Linked DNA regions of Homo sapiens: region 2 is linked to region 1. Evidence: chromatin contacts called from ENCODE Hi-C or POLR2A ChIA-PET data. All regions are on one chromosome and are shown on one strand. Each heading gives the region's core, a stretch centred on a gene start or an enhancer-like site at or near the end of the contact. The rest is flanking DNA. Distances are from core to core; before and after follow the strand shown.

The links. A loop is a pair of places that touch in the nucleus more often than their neighbours do. ChIA-PET counts read pairs that join two places held with the same protein, here RNA polymerase II (POLR2A). Pooled maps may share reads with other maps.
Region 2: a pooled map shows a loop between it and region 1 (2.4-fold over the local background). The contact joins two enhancer-like sites. A Hi-C loop is called at or near these places in 8 of 168 maps with a recorded cell type or tissue (B cell, CD4-positive, alpha-beta memory T cell, CD8-positive, alpha-beta T cell and 3 more), 11 of 37 single-sample maps with no recorded cell type and 15 of 50 pooled maps. POLR2A ChIA-PET finds 5 or more read pairs at or near these places in 25 of 52 experiments (B cell, CD4-positive, alpha-beta T cell, CD4-positive, alpha-beta memory T cell and 18 more).

What each region holds. Positions count from the first base shown.
Region 1 is chr1:39,181,383-39,187,413 of GRCh38, reverse strand. It overlaps a transcript of MACF1 not described here. Among named protein-coding and RNA genes, the nearest start is that of MACF1, 20 kb to the left of the region's middle. RefSeq lists enhancers at 2,805-3,318, 3,295-3,564, 3,319-3,833, 3,074-4,273. Within about 2 kb of position 3,538, at least 27 of the 41 ENCODE cell types and tissues checked have a DNase peak (open chromatin) inside an H3K27ac peak, as active enhancers do; they include B cell, CD8-positive, alpha-beta T cell, OCI-LY7 and 1 more, where a contact is called at or near this core.
Region 2 is chr1:39,227,061-39,233,091 of GRCh38, reverse strand. MACF1 (microtubule actin crosslinking factor 1) reads right to left here. Exons shown (of 101, transcript NM_001394062.1): 2 at 1,849-1,910. Among named protein-coding and RNA genes, the nearest start is that of MACF1, 25 kb to the right of the region's middle. RefSeq lists enhancers at 1-642, 2,006-2,075, 2,096-2,165. Within about 2 kb of position 2,096, at least 8 of the 41 ENCODE cell types and tissues checked have a DNase peak (open chromatin) inside an H3K27ac peak, as active enhancers do; they include B cell, CD8-positive, alpha-beta T cell, OCI-LY7 and 1 more, where a contact is called at or near this core.

The sequences.
Region 1 (6,031 bases), core at 2,289-4,788:
ACCCATCCAGAGTGAATAAGAGAAAGCTCCTGGGGGATGTCTCCAAATAGACTATTGAACTAAAAGATTATTTGATATGTTTCAACATACTGAGAGAGAAGTCTTAGAGTCCCATGAGAGAGTCTGAAGGTATGTACATAGATCAGTAAACAAGTGACAAAATATGGCAATTATTAATTCCAGGAAAAATTAAAAGTTGGTCCAAAAAGGAAATGTAATCATAGTATATTACATAGCTCACCTTTAAGCAATATTTATATAATCACAATAATCTGAACACTGAATATAACGGCAATAACGTGTGACTTTGGGAAGAAGGGGGAAGAGAAAGTGTGTACGTTAAGGGGGTAAGAATAAAAAAACTAAACCCTAATTTTCTGTAGTAGAATATCAACAGATAATGTTCAAAACCAAAAAAAAAAAAAAATCAAGAATCACTAGTAAAAGAGAAAGAAATATATTCTGGCTGTTTGTGTGTGCAGAAAAAAAAGAAACAGAAATGTGGCCCAGGTGTGGGGGCCCACACCTGCAATCCCAGCACTCTGGGAGGCCAAGGTAGGAGCATCATTTGAGGCCAGGAGTTTGAGACTAGCCTGGAGAACAAAACAAGACCCCCAACTCTACAAAAAGAAAAAAAAATTAGCCAGGCGCAGTGGTACACACCTATAGTCTAAGCTACTCAGGAAGCTGAGGTGGGAAGATCCCTTGAGCCCAGGAGTTCAAGGGTGCAGTGAGCCATGATCACACCACTGCACTCCAGCCTGGGTGGAAGAGTGAGACCCTGTCTCTTAAAAAAAAATAGTGGAAAATACAGATTATTTTTGTCATATGCCTTATAGTAATATTTTAACCTTTTAAAGTAAGAACATGTATAATTTTGATTTAATGTTATAGAAAGTTGGACTGGATTATGAAAGATCTTAAATGACAAGATGAGTTTGGATTTTATCCTATAGGTGAGCCCCTAAAAAAGTCATTTCTAGGCCGGGCGTGGTGGCGCGTGCCTGTAATCCCAGCTACTCGGGAGGCTGAGGCAGGAGAATCATTTGAACCAGGGAGTTGGTGGTTGCAGTGAGCCGAGCATGCCACGGCACTCCAGCCTGGTGACAGAGTGAGACTCTGTCTCAAATTAAAAAAAAAAAAAAGTCATTTCACCCCCCACCAAAACACACACACACACACACACACACACACACACAGAGAGAGAGAGAGAGAGAGAGAGAGAGAGAGAGAGAGAGAGAGATGTTCAGAATCCCAGCCCCCACATGGATTCCCTTAACATTCTGGAATCTGGTTAATTGGGTTTCAGATATTTCTCCCTTATCCACTCCTCTACCTCATGATTAAAGGCCTTTAGCTCATAACCAAAGGGAGAGAGGACCTGTATATATTATGTGGCAGGTACGAGTCTTGGGCTCAGACTCATCTGACAACGAGTCAGGTGGTGACTTCTGAAACAGCATCACCACAGATTACCCTCAGGGGGCTCCCAAATCAAATACACCCTAGGGAACTTTCTTCCCTGGGTCCTTCAGCACTTCAGGTTAAAAATCTCTTCTAATGATTTGTTATTTCATGAAGAGATACAGGGAGATGGCTGCTAGCAGGGAGGAGGAATATTGCTAACTAAGCCCCCGGAAAGTCCAGCACCCTTCTCTAAGAAGTAAGTTATCTGACTCATTTCCTTCTTATCCTACTCCAAAGATCTGTTTACATCCTACAGTGTACCTAGTAATATTGTCTAAAAACAAAACTCATGATCAGCCAGAAGAACGTAACAATTAAAGACTGTGTCAAGAAATAAATAAAGCTTTCCTTCCTCCCTTTCAAATTATAGTTGTTGTTTTTTAACTTTTCCTTCTTGCTTCTGATATATCTTGGGTTTATTTAAAAAAAAAATTTTTTTTTTTAAAGAAACTGGGCCTCTATGCTGTCCAGGCTGGAGTACAGTGACTACACAGGCACAATCATGGCACTATTCTATAGCCTTGAACTCCTGGGCTCAAGCAATCCTCCTGCCTTAGCCTCCCGAGTAGCTAGAACTACAGGTGTGAGCTACCATGCCCAGCTCTTCTGATATATCTTTTTCTTTTCTTTTTCCTTTTTTGTTTTTTTTTTTTTTGAGACGGAGTCTCGCTCTGTCGCCCAGGCTGGAGTGCAGTGGTGCCATGTCGGCTCACTGCAAGCTCCACCTCCCAGGTACATGCCATTCTCCTGCCTCAGCCTCCCGTGTAGCTGGGACTACAGGCACCCGCCACCACGCCCAGCTAATTTTTTTGTATTTTTAGTAGAGATGGGGTTTCACCGTGTTAGCCAGGATGGTCTCGATCTCCTGACCTCGTGATCCACCTGCCTCGGCCTCCCAAAGTGCTGGGATTACAGGCGTGTGCCACCACGCCCAGCACCAGCCCTGATACATCTTAAAGAGAGGTAGTATCTTCTACTTTTTTGGTGGTGTCCTATGCAGCCTAAAAGTCCCTTTTTCCAGGCCATCTTCAGATGAACGAGTTATAAGCACAAAGGCAGCAATTGATATTGCTAAGCCATCTCTCCTAAGACCTTCCTTGAGAGGCCTGAAACCTGAGGCAGAATATTATCAATGCTAGCCTCTCTTTTATCTTTGTGTAAATGGCTAATTTAGCCTCCAACCTCATAATCACACAGACTCTGGTAGGTGCATGATGATGACCAGGAGCACTCTTTCACAATCTTAATATAAATAACAGCCTGAATAACCTAACCAACTTTACTGCTTTGCGATATGAAAAGATACTAAGACTTATCCTGACTGAAACTCTCCATCCCGCCACCACACTCCGCCTCACCTTATCAGCTTCAACCATACAACACCATTGGAGGGCCCTCTACTCAAAGAAGAAAAACACCACCACCACAAGACTTAACTGGGCTTTGAGCAAAGATCTAGCTCTTGCCAAAATACTAGATGGAACTAGGGTACTTTTGGCAATAAGGTAAAAAATTCTGAGATCTGACCTTCTGATGTCAAGGCAAGTTCCCCTCTCTAAATATGTCAGAGGAAATGTCATGCCTTCAAACCAGCCAGTATGACCATGTGAGGCTCATTTCCAAGACACAGACCCTGCTAGCTATAGAACTGAGGCACACAGTGCAGGAACCCACACACGCCGCCCTGCATGAAAAAGAAGTCCATGACTAGCACAGGATGTTGTGAGCCATCTCACCCAGATACAAACACAGTATACCCAAGACATGCATAGACTCAACCATATGCTCTGAGGGCACATGAACAGCACTGCCCACACCAGGGCTCATGAAATAGGAACTAAAAAACAGGTGATGTTTCCTGTGATTTATGCTGGTCAATCATTCTGACTGCCCAGGCAGCCACACCATTTAATATCTTCCAGCAGCTCAATCAAGGTTCCTGTCTCCACCTGCTCCTGTGACATCATCCTGTCATTATATGTTCTTTGAAATTCCTTTGATGAAAAATGAGTCACTTCTTCCTGCCAACACAGGCCTGAGCCTCTTCCACACATGTCATTCTTTGGTAATCCTGTGGGGGCAGGGTGCCACCCAGAGGTTTCTGCAGCTACTCTCGCTATACCTCCCAAGAAAGAAGGCCTCAGAGCAAGATCAAACATAGCCTGGGGAAAAATGGGCAAATGATGAAAGAAGTGAGGATCTTGGTGGAGCTGGGTATGGGGCTGGGAAACTGCCTACTCCAGTGTGACACACAGTTTAAAGGATGAAGTAAGAACTAAGGTAGGGCACAGTCCCACTTAAAACTTGGAAATGCTTCAACTTCAGAGTGCTCACCTTAAAAGTTCGCTTCCTGATATAAAGTGCCATCATGTATTCTCCTGCAAAAAAATGATTGCAAACCTGTTTCTCACCTTGAAGATTTGGGGCAACAGTAACTTGCCTGCTCAAGACAGTGACAGTTCTGAAGCAAAATATTCAAGACAACTTCAAGATTCTCAGTGGCAGCAATAAGGGGCCCAATACAAACAGACAAATACTATTCATACCTACAAATCAGCCTAATATTTTTATAACAGCTTCACTGAGATTTGGTTAACATAAATTCACCCTTTTTAGGTAAACAATTCAATGGATATTTAAGTATCAGTATGTTCACAGAGTTGTTCAACCATCACCATTATCTAACTTTAGAACATTCCATCACCCCCTGAAGAAACCCTATATCAATTAGCAGTCACTTCCCATTCGCCCCTCCTCAACCCCTAGCAACCACTAATCTACTTATGGTCTCTATGGATTTGCCTATTATGTATAAATGGTATAAATGGAATCATACAAGCCTTTTGTGTCTGGCTTCTTTCACTTAGTCTAATGTTCTCAAGGTTGATCCATGTTAGCATCAATCAGTACTTCATTCCTTTTCACTGACAAATAATATTCTGTTGTATGGATATGCCACAGTGTGTTTATCCATTCATCAGTTGATAGATGTTTCAGCTGTTTCTGCTTTGGGGCTACTATGAATAATGCTGCTATGAACATTTATGTACGAGTTTTCTATGAATATATGTTTTCTATATTCTATGAATATAATATTTCTTTTGGATATATACTTTGGAATTGCTGGGTCATGTGGCAACTCTACTTTTTGAAGAACCACCAAACTGTTTTCTAAAGCAGGTGCACCATTTTATATTCCCACCAGCAATGTTGGGGGTGTTCCAATTTCTCCACATCCTCACTCTCTTTTTTATTAAAGCCATTCTAGTGGGTATGAAGTGGTATCTCATTGTGATCTTGATTAGCATTTCCATAATAACTAATGATGTTAAGCATCTAAGCATCTTTTCATGTGCTTATTAGCCATTTGTATATCTTCTTTGAAGAAATGGCTATATAAATCCTTTGCCCATTTTTTTATTGGGTTTTCTTTTTACTGTTGAGTTCAAAGAATTCTTTATATATTTTGGATATAAGTCCCTTATTAGATATATGATTTGCAAATATTTTCTCCCATTCTGTGAGGTGTCTTCATTTTCTAGGTAGTGTCCTTTGAAGCACAAAGGTTTTACATTTTGATCAAGTATAATTTCTCTATTTTTTTCTTTTTTGTGTATACTTTCAGTGTTAGCTACAAGAAACCACTACCTAATCCAAGGTCACAAAGATTTACCCCTAAGTTTTCTTCTAATAGTTTTGTAATTTTAGCTCTTATATGTAGGTCTATGTTCCACTTTGAGTTAAGTTTTATATGTTGTGTGAGGTCAGGGTTTAAATTCTTTTTTTTTTTTTTTTTAAGGTGGAGTCTTGCTCTGTTGCCCAGGCTGGAGTGCAATGGCGTCATCTCAGCTCACTGCAACCTCTGCCTCCCGGGTTCAAGCGATTCTCCTGCCTCAGCCTCCCGAGTAGCTGGGATTACAGGTGCCCGCCACCACATCCAGCTAATTTTTGTATTTTTAGTAGAAATGGGGTTTCACAATGTTGGCCAGGCTGGTCTCGAACTCCTGATCTCGTGATCCACCTACCTCTGCCTGCTAAAGTGCTGGGATTATGGGCGTGAGCCACAACGCCTGGCCAATTTCATTCTTTTGTATATGGATATCCAGTTGTCCCAGTATAATTTGTTGAAAAGACAATTCTTTCTACATTGAATTGTCTTGGCACCTTTATCACAAATCAATTTACCATAAATGTAAGGGTTTATTTTTAGACTCTCAATTCTATTCCATTGATCTATATGTCTATCCCTATGCCAGTACCATCCTGTCTTAATTACTGTAGCTTTGTAGTAAGTTTTCAAATCTGGAAGTGTGAGTCCTCCAATTTTGTTCTTTTTCAAGATTGTTTTGACTATTCTGGGTCCCTTGCATTTTCACATGAATTTCAGGAGCAGCTTGCCAATTTCTGGAAGAAGAGGAGGAGGAGGAAGAGGAAGACGAAGAATAAGAGGAAGAGGAGGAGGAGGAGAAGAAAGAAGAAGAAAAAACCCCACTGGGATTCTGACAGGGATTGCATTGAATCTATAGATCAGTTTGGGGAGTGCTGCCATCTTAACAATATTAAG
Region 2 (6,031 bases), core at 847-3,346, 47 kb before region 1:
CTGCACTCCAGCCTGGGCAACAAGAGTGAAACTCCATCTCAAAAAACAAAAAACAAAACACAACAACAACAACAACAACAACAAAAACAAGAAAGACCTGGGCAGCACAGTGAGAACCCATCTCTACAAAAAAATTTAAAAATTAGCCGGGTGTGGTAGTGCATGCCTGTAGTTCCAGCTACTCAGGAGGATGAGGTGGGAGAATCACTCAAGCCCAGGAGGTTAGGGCTGCAGTGAGCTGTGATCTTCCCAATGTACTCCAGCCTGGGCAACAGGGTAAGACTCTGTCTCAAAAAAACAAACAAACAAAGAAACAAACAAACAAAAAAAAAAAAAAAAAAAAAACAAAGAGAGTATGAGAGTAGTTTTCTGATAACTGTTTAGTTTTCATAAAGCCCAGCTGCATCTAGACATCAGATTCTGTGAGATCATCCCATATCCATTTCTACTTATGTTTCTTTGCATCCCATGCAACAAAACAATCCCAGCAGCTACAATGGATGAGACTGCCCAAAAAGAATACAGAGAACAAAACCAAAAAATGGCCAAGGTTAGGATCCTGGGGAACACCATCATGGAAGAGTCAGACAGAGGAAGAAAAGCCAGTGAAACAGGCAGAAAAAAAGGCATTCATAGAGGAAAGAGGTAATTCAGGAAAAAGCAATGTTCTAGAAGTCATTGTAAGAGAGGGTTTTAAGGAGTAGACGACAGTATCAAATGCTACAGAGAAATCAAATAAGAGGAAGATAAAACTAGGCTACTGGATAGGGCAATTAAGGGATCACTGGTGACCTTTCCCTTTCCCAGAGAAGCACTAATTATTATTATAATTCAAAAACTTTGTTTTCAGATTCTAACTGCCACAGTAGTCATACTGTTTATCTTTAGGTGAGTCTTAACATGCCTCTGTTTTGGTTTCTCTTTTATTTAAAATAATAATACCATAATAATATATTATTATTATATTTTATATATCTAATATATAACAATTATTATTATTATCTTTAGGTGAGTCTTAACATGCCTCTGTTATGGTTTCTCCTCTATTTAAAATAATAATAATGATAATAATAATCTTCATTCAGCCCTAACCATTCTGGAAATATTCTGTATTTTAGACTACCTGGTGGTAAAATTCATGTAAAAATTCATCAAGTTAAACATTTAAGATTCATGCACTTTAAGAGAAAGAGAGAAAATCCCCCTCTATCATCCTTCCATAGTATTCAGATTAAAAAATAAAAATACACTGGGTGTAGTGGCTCACGCCTGTAATCCTAACACTTTGGGAGGCAGAGGTAGGAGGATCGCTTTAGCCCAGGAGTTTGATACCAGAGTGGGCAACATAGTGAGACCCTGTGTCTATTTTAAAATAAATTAATAAATTAAAAAAAAAAAGAAACAGGCTTATAAAGCAATGTATAAAGCTAGGAATAAACTGTTCTTCGAATTTTTAAAATCATCCCATGGTATCTTCAGCCTCTGCCTCCTGATGTAATGGTAGGTAATAATGTCTTCACCAAGAAGCAGATTAATACAAGTTTCCATGCCATTATGACTATATTAGTTTTCAAAAAGCTGGGCATGGTGGCTCATGCCTGTAATCCCAGCACTTTGGAGGCTGAGGCAGTAGGATTGCTTGAGCCCAGGAGTTTGAGAACAGCCTGAGCAACATGGCAAGACCCCTTCTCTATTAAAAAAGAAAAGAAGAGAAAAGAAAAGTCACATGTGTATCTTCATAGACTTGAGCACACAGCAAGCAATCTAAACCATCTGAAAGAAGGAATGACAGATCCAGATGAGAGCAGTGAGAGGTGCTGGGGCAGCATATATATGAAAGGGTCCTACCTTCATTAAGTGCTTGTTGACCCACTTGGTGAACGTTTTCTTCTGAACCCGGTCCCGTTCATCTGTAAAGGAAACACAGAGAAGGCACTGGCTTAGTGCTACCCAGGTAACAGGTTCCCACGCTGCTGCCCTGCCCACATCTCTGTTTCTCTAGAACAACTTACCCACATAACTGTGGGACAGTGACTTCTTCTTAGGAAGGTTTGGCCTAGCTGAACTTCCTCTTTGGCCCTGATCACGTTGTCAGTTTACAAATCAGACAGAATCACCACGTGCCTCAAAAATCATACCATGGCAAAGTCTCCTTAGCACAATAATTTGAGCAGAGCAGGGAGCAGACTGATTCCCCACTTCCCTCACAACAAGCTTCAAAAAGCCAAAGCCGTGATACCACCAACAGACAGGGTGGCCTTGGCATTTGGGACACACATATTGCAGTGGTTAAATTTCACTCTTCATGTGCTGATCTGCCTGAGGAATGCCCAACTCCCTCCCTCTCCTACCCCAGGAATTCCTTCATTCCAATTTCTTTACCAGCCATTATCAAAACAATCAAACTCTCAAAGCTGCCCAGCTTACCCCCACTGCACATCTCTTCCCTCTCTACCTTCTCCTGTCACAGCAGCAAACTCCTTTTTTCTCCAGGTTTTTTTTTTTTTACCTCTTTAACAAAAACATGACTGTCAATGCTTGACAATGACTGCTCCACAGAGGCCTTATCCTGTAAAGGACTTACTTTCTCCGACTCCTGCCAATTCCCCAGAGCCATTTCTAGACCAGTGAGCCATCAGTCCTGGTCCTTTTCTATTTCTGAAAGCCCACACCATCCCATATAACCTCTTGTTCAAATCATCCTCACTGTCATTGACCATGCTCCGTGGCCTATCCCCTTCCACATGGCAAATCTACCTTAGCCTTCCCCGATGACTTGGTTCATTTATCATCTCTACATATACGTGAAGATATATGTGACAATGCATCTGTGCCTACTTGGCTCCACTGGCACTCATCTCCAATTCATGTCCAGCCACCACACTGCCACATTTTGGGCCTTATTCCTTCCCCAAACATACCTATTTAGCACTTACCATTATCAGTCTCTCATACCCTCTCCTAATCATTCTCAACCTTCAATCACTCCATTCTTATTTTACCCTATTCATTAAGGACATCTACAGCCAGGCCTTGGCATTTGGGACACACATATTGCAGTGGCTCATGCCTTGTAATCCCAGCAGTTTGGGAGGCTGAGGCCGGTGGATCACTTGAGCTCAAGAGTTGGAGACCAGCCTGGCCAACATGGTAAAACCCCACCTCTGCTAAAAATACAAAAATTGGCCAGGTGGTGGTGTGCACCTGTAGTCCTAGCTACTCAAGAGGCTGAGGTGGGAGGGTGGGAGGATCACTTGAACCTGGGAGGTGGACGTTGCAGTGAGCCGTGATTACACCACTGCACTCCAGCCTGGGTGACAGAGTAAGACACAATCTCATAAAAAGAAAAAGAACATCTAAGATTATCCCAGTCCATGCTAGACAACATGGTTATGCAATTCAAAGCTGCCCTCACTAATACCCCAGGAACTCCCCCTGCCTAACTGCCTACTACTACATTCACCATGACAATCTGCAAACCTAAATTACCATAACTGCCCGCTGCTTGACTCTTCCATATCTTTTCCAAGACAGAGAACATTTCGGAAGAAAGTTGCAGAGGTATATAAATCTGGTTCACTAGTAATTCATACAAGCTTCAGCCAGGTTCTCTCCCCAAGCCCAGTTATTTTCTTCTTATTGATCCCCTAGGAAAAGCCAACATACTGCCATTCCAAACAATGTCAATGCTTGTTCTACATCCCAGGTGAATATATTTATCTATTTATTTTTTTTGAGTTTATAGCCATTCAATAAGTACTTTCTTATCTTGGTCTCTGGTTTTATCCTCACATCCTTCTTTTCGGCCTTGAATCCTTTCTTGCTTTGCAAGGAACAATTTTCTTCCTACTATAAACTACAGCACTAAGGTATGGACCTTAGAAATTATATAGTCTAATTCTCTGCTGACACACAAATCCCTTCAACAACAAAGAATCATAAGTTCACATTGAAAGGTCTCTCCAAATCTCCCATAAATCTACAATATTCTTGATGTTTAAAATTTAGGATAATAGAGAATTCACTAATTCATAAGACAAAGTACCAATGTAATAATTCTATAAAATGTCATAATCTGCTTTCCTTGTAACTTCTGCCTATTGACTCTCATTTGGGACTGTTAGAAGTATTATTATTAGGCTGGGTGTGGTGGCTCACGCCTGTAATCCCAGCACTTTGGGAGGCTGAGGTGGGCAGATCAGCTGAAGTGGGGAGTTCAAGACCAGCCTGACCAACATGGTGAAACCCCGTCTCTACTAAAAATACAAAAATTAGCTGGACATGGTGGCGCATGCCTGCAATCCCAGCTACTCGGGAGGCTGAGGCAGGAGAATCGCTTGAACCCAGGAGGCGGAGGTTGCAGTGAGCTGAGATCGTGCCATTGCACTCCAGCCTGGCAAGAGGGCAAGACTCCATCTCAAAAAAATAAAAAAGTATTATTATTAGACTTAAAAGTTTAATCCATCTTTCACTTAATGGAGTCTTGAAAGTATCTAAAGCCAGGATTCTCATTAGATTTGATCACTGTCATTCCAACATATTTTGATCTTTTTAGATGCTGATTCAGTTATCCAACATCTTCATCAACCTTTCCAAGCCCGTGTCATCTGCAGACTGAATCAGAATCAGCTTCCAACTATAGTCTCATCGAAATCACTGACTCTTTGCTCATACTACTTATTTTCCCTTCATGACTGGCTACTTCTCTTCCTCTTCATCTCTCCAAATGGTATTTATTCTTTAAAATCCACCTCGTTCATTCCCTTTTTTTGTCTGTTTTTGAGACAGAGTTTCGCTTTTGTCACCCAGGCTGGAGTGCAATGGTGCGATCTCGGCTCAGTGCAACTCTGCCCCCTGGGTTCCAGCGATTCTCCTGCCTCAGCCTCCAGAGTAGCTGCGATTACAGGTGCCCACCCACCACGTCCGGCTAATTTTTTATTTTTAGTAGAGACAGGGTTTCACCATATGGGCCAGGCTGTTCTCAAACTCCTGACCTCAGGTGATCCACCCGCGTTGGCCTCCCAAAATGCTGGGATTACAGGCACCTGGCCTCATTTATTCTTTAAATAAGAGAAACAACTTCAAAACAGGTTGATTAAGTGCTATAACAGGTAAGCACAGAGTGCTCATGAACATAAGAGGTTAAGCCTACCTGGGTAGGGACAGGAAATATGGGGGACTTAATGAAGTTTCAAGGAGGAGTGACTCTATCTAACCTTAAAAGATGAGTATAAGCCAGAAAGAGAAGGGAAGGAATAAAGTTGCTACATAAAGTTATAGCTAATGCAAATTCATGGAGACAAGAAAAAGCTTATGTTCAAAGAACTGCACATAATTAGGAATAGCTGAAAGACAACTAGGTAGTGGCGAGATAGGATGGTATGGGCCAAATCAAGACCTTTCATGACAAGCTTAAGGAACCCGAACTTTATCCTATAGGTAAGGGGAAGCATTGAAAGATTTTAAATTGGAGAATGACATGCTCAGATTTGTGTTTAAGAAAAATTTTGGCTGCCTTTTCTGACAACTCCAGTTCTCAACAGTCTCTGTGTCCTCCAAATATCTATGTTACTTACTGGGCTAATCACTCAATCAGCACTTATATAATTATATAGTGTTCTGAACTTTTAATATGCTTATTCTTATATTACCAGGGAGATCATTAACTCCTTGAAGAGAACATGATTTACTTTTTTGTATTTCCCACAACTTGCAACACCTAAAGTTCTACATAGTAAGAACTAAAACATAAAACCACCGGAGAGCGTTCTCAATTGGCCAAGTATGATTAGAAGATTGGTAAAAGAAACACACAAAATGAAATCAGAACTGAGTTACCTACAAGAATCCAGTTCAATATCTAAAAACCTCAAAACCATGCCAGGCAAGGTGGCTTATGCCTGTAATCCTAGCACTTTGGGAGGCCGAGGCAGAAGGATCACTTGAGCCTGGGAGTTTGAGGCTGCAGCAAGCTATCATTGTGCCACTGCACTCTAGCAGGGACAACAGACTGAGACCCTGCCTGAAAAAA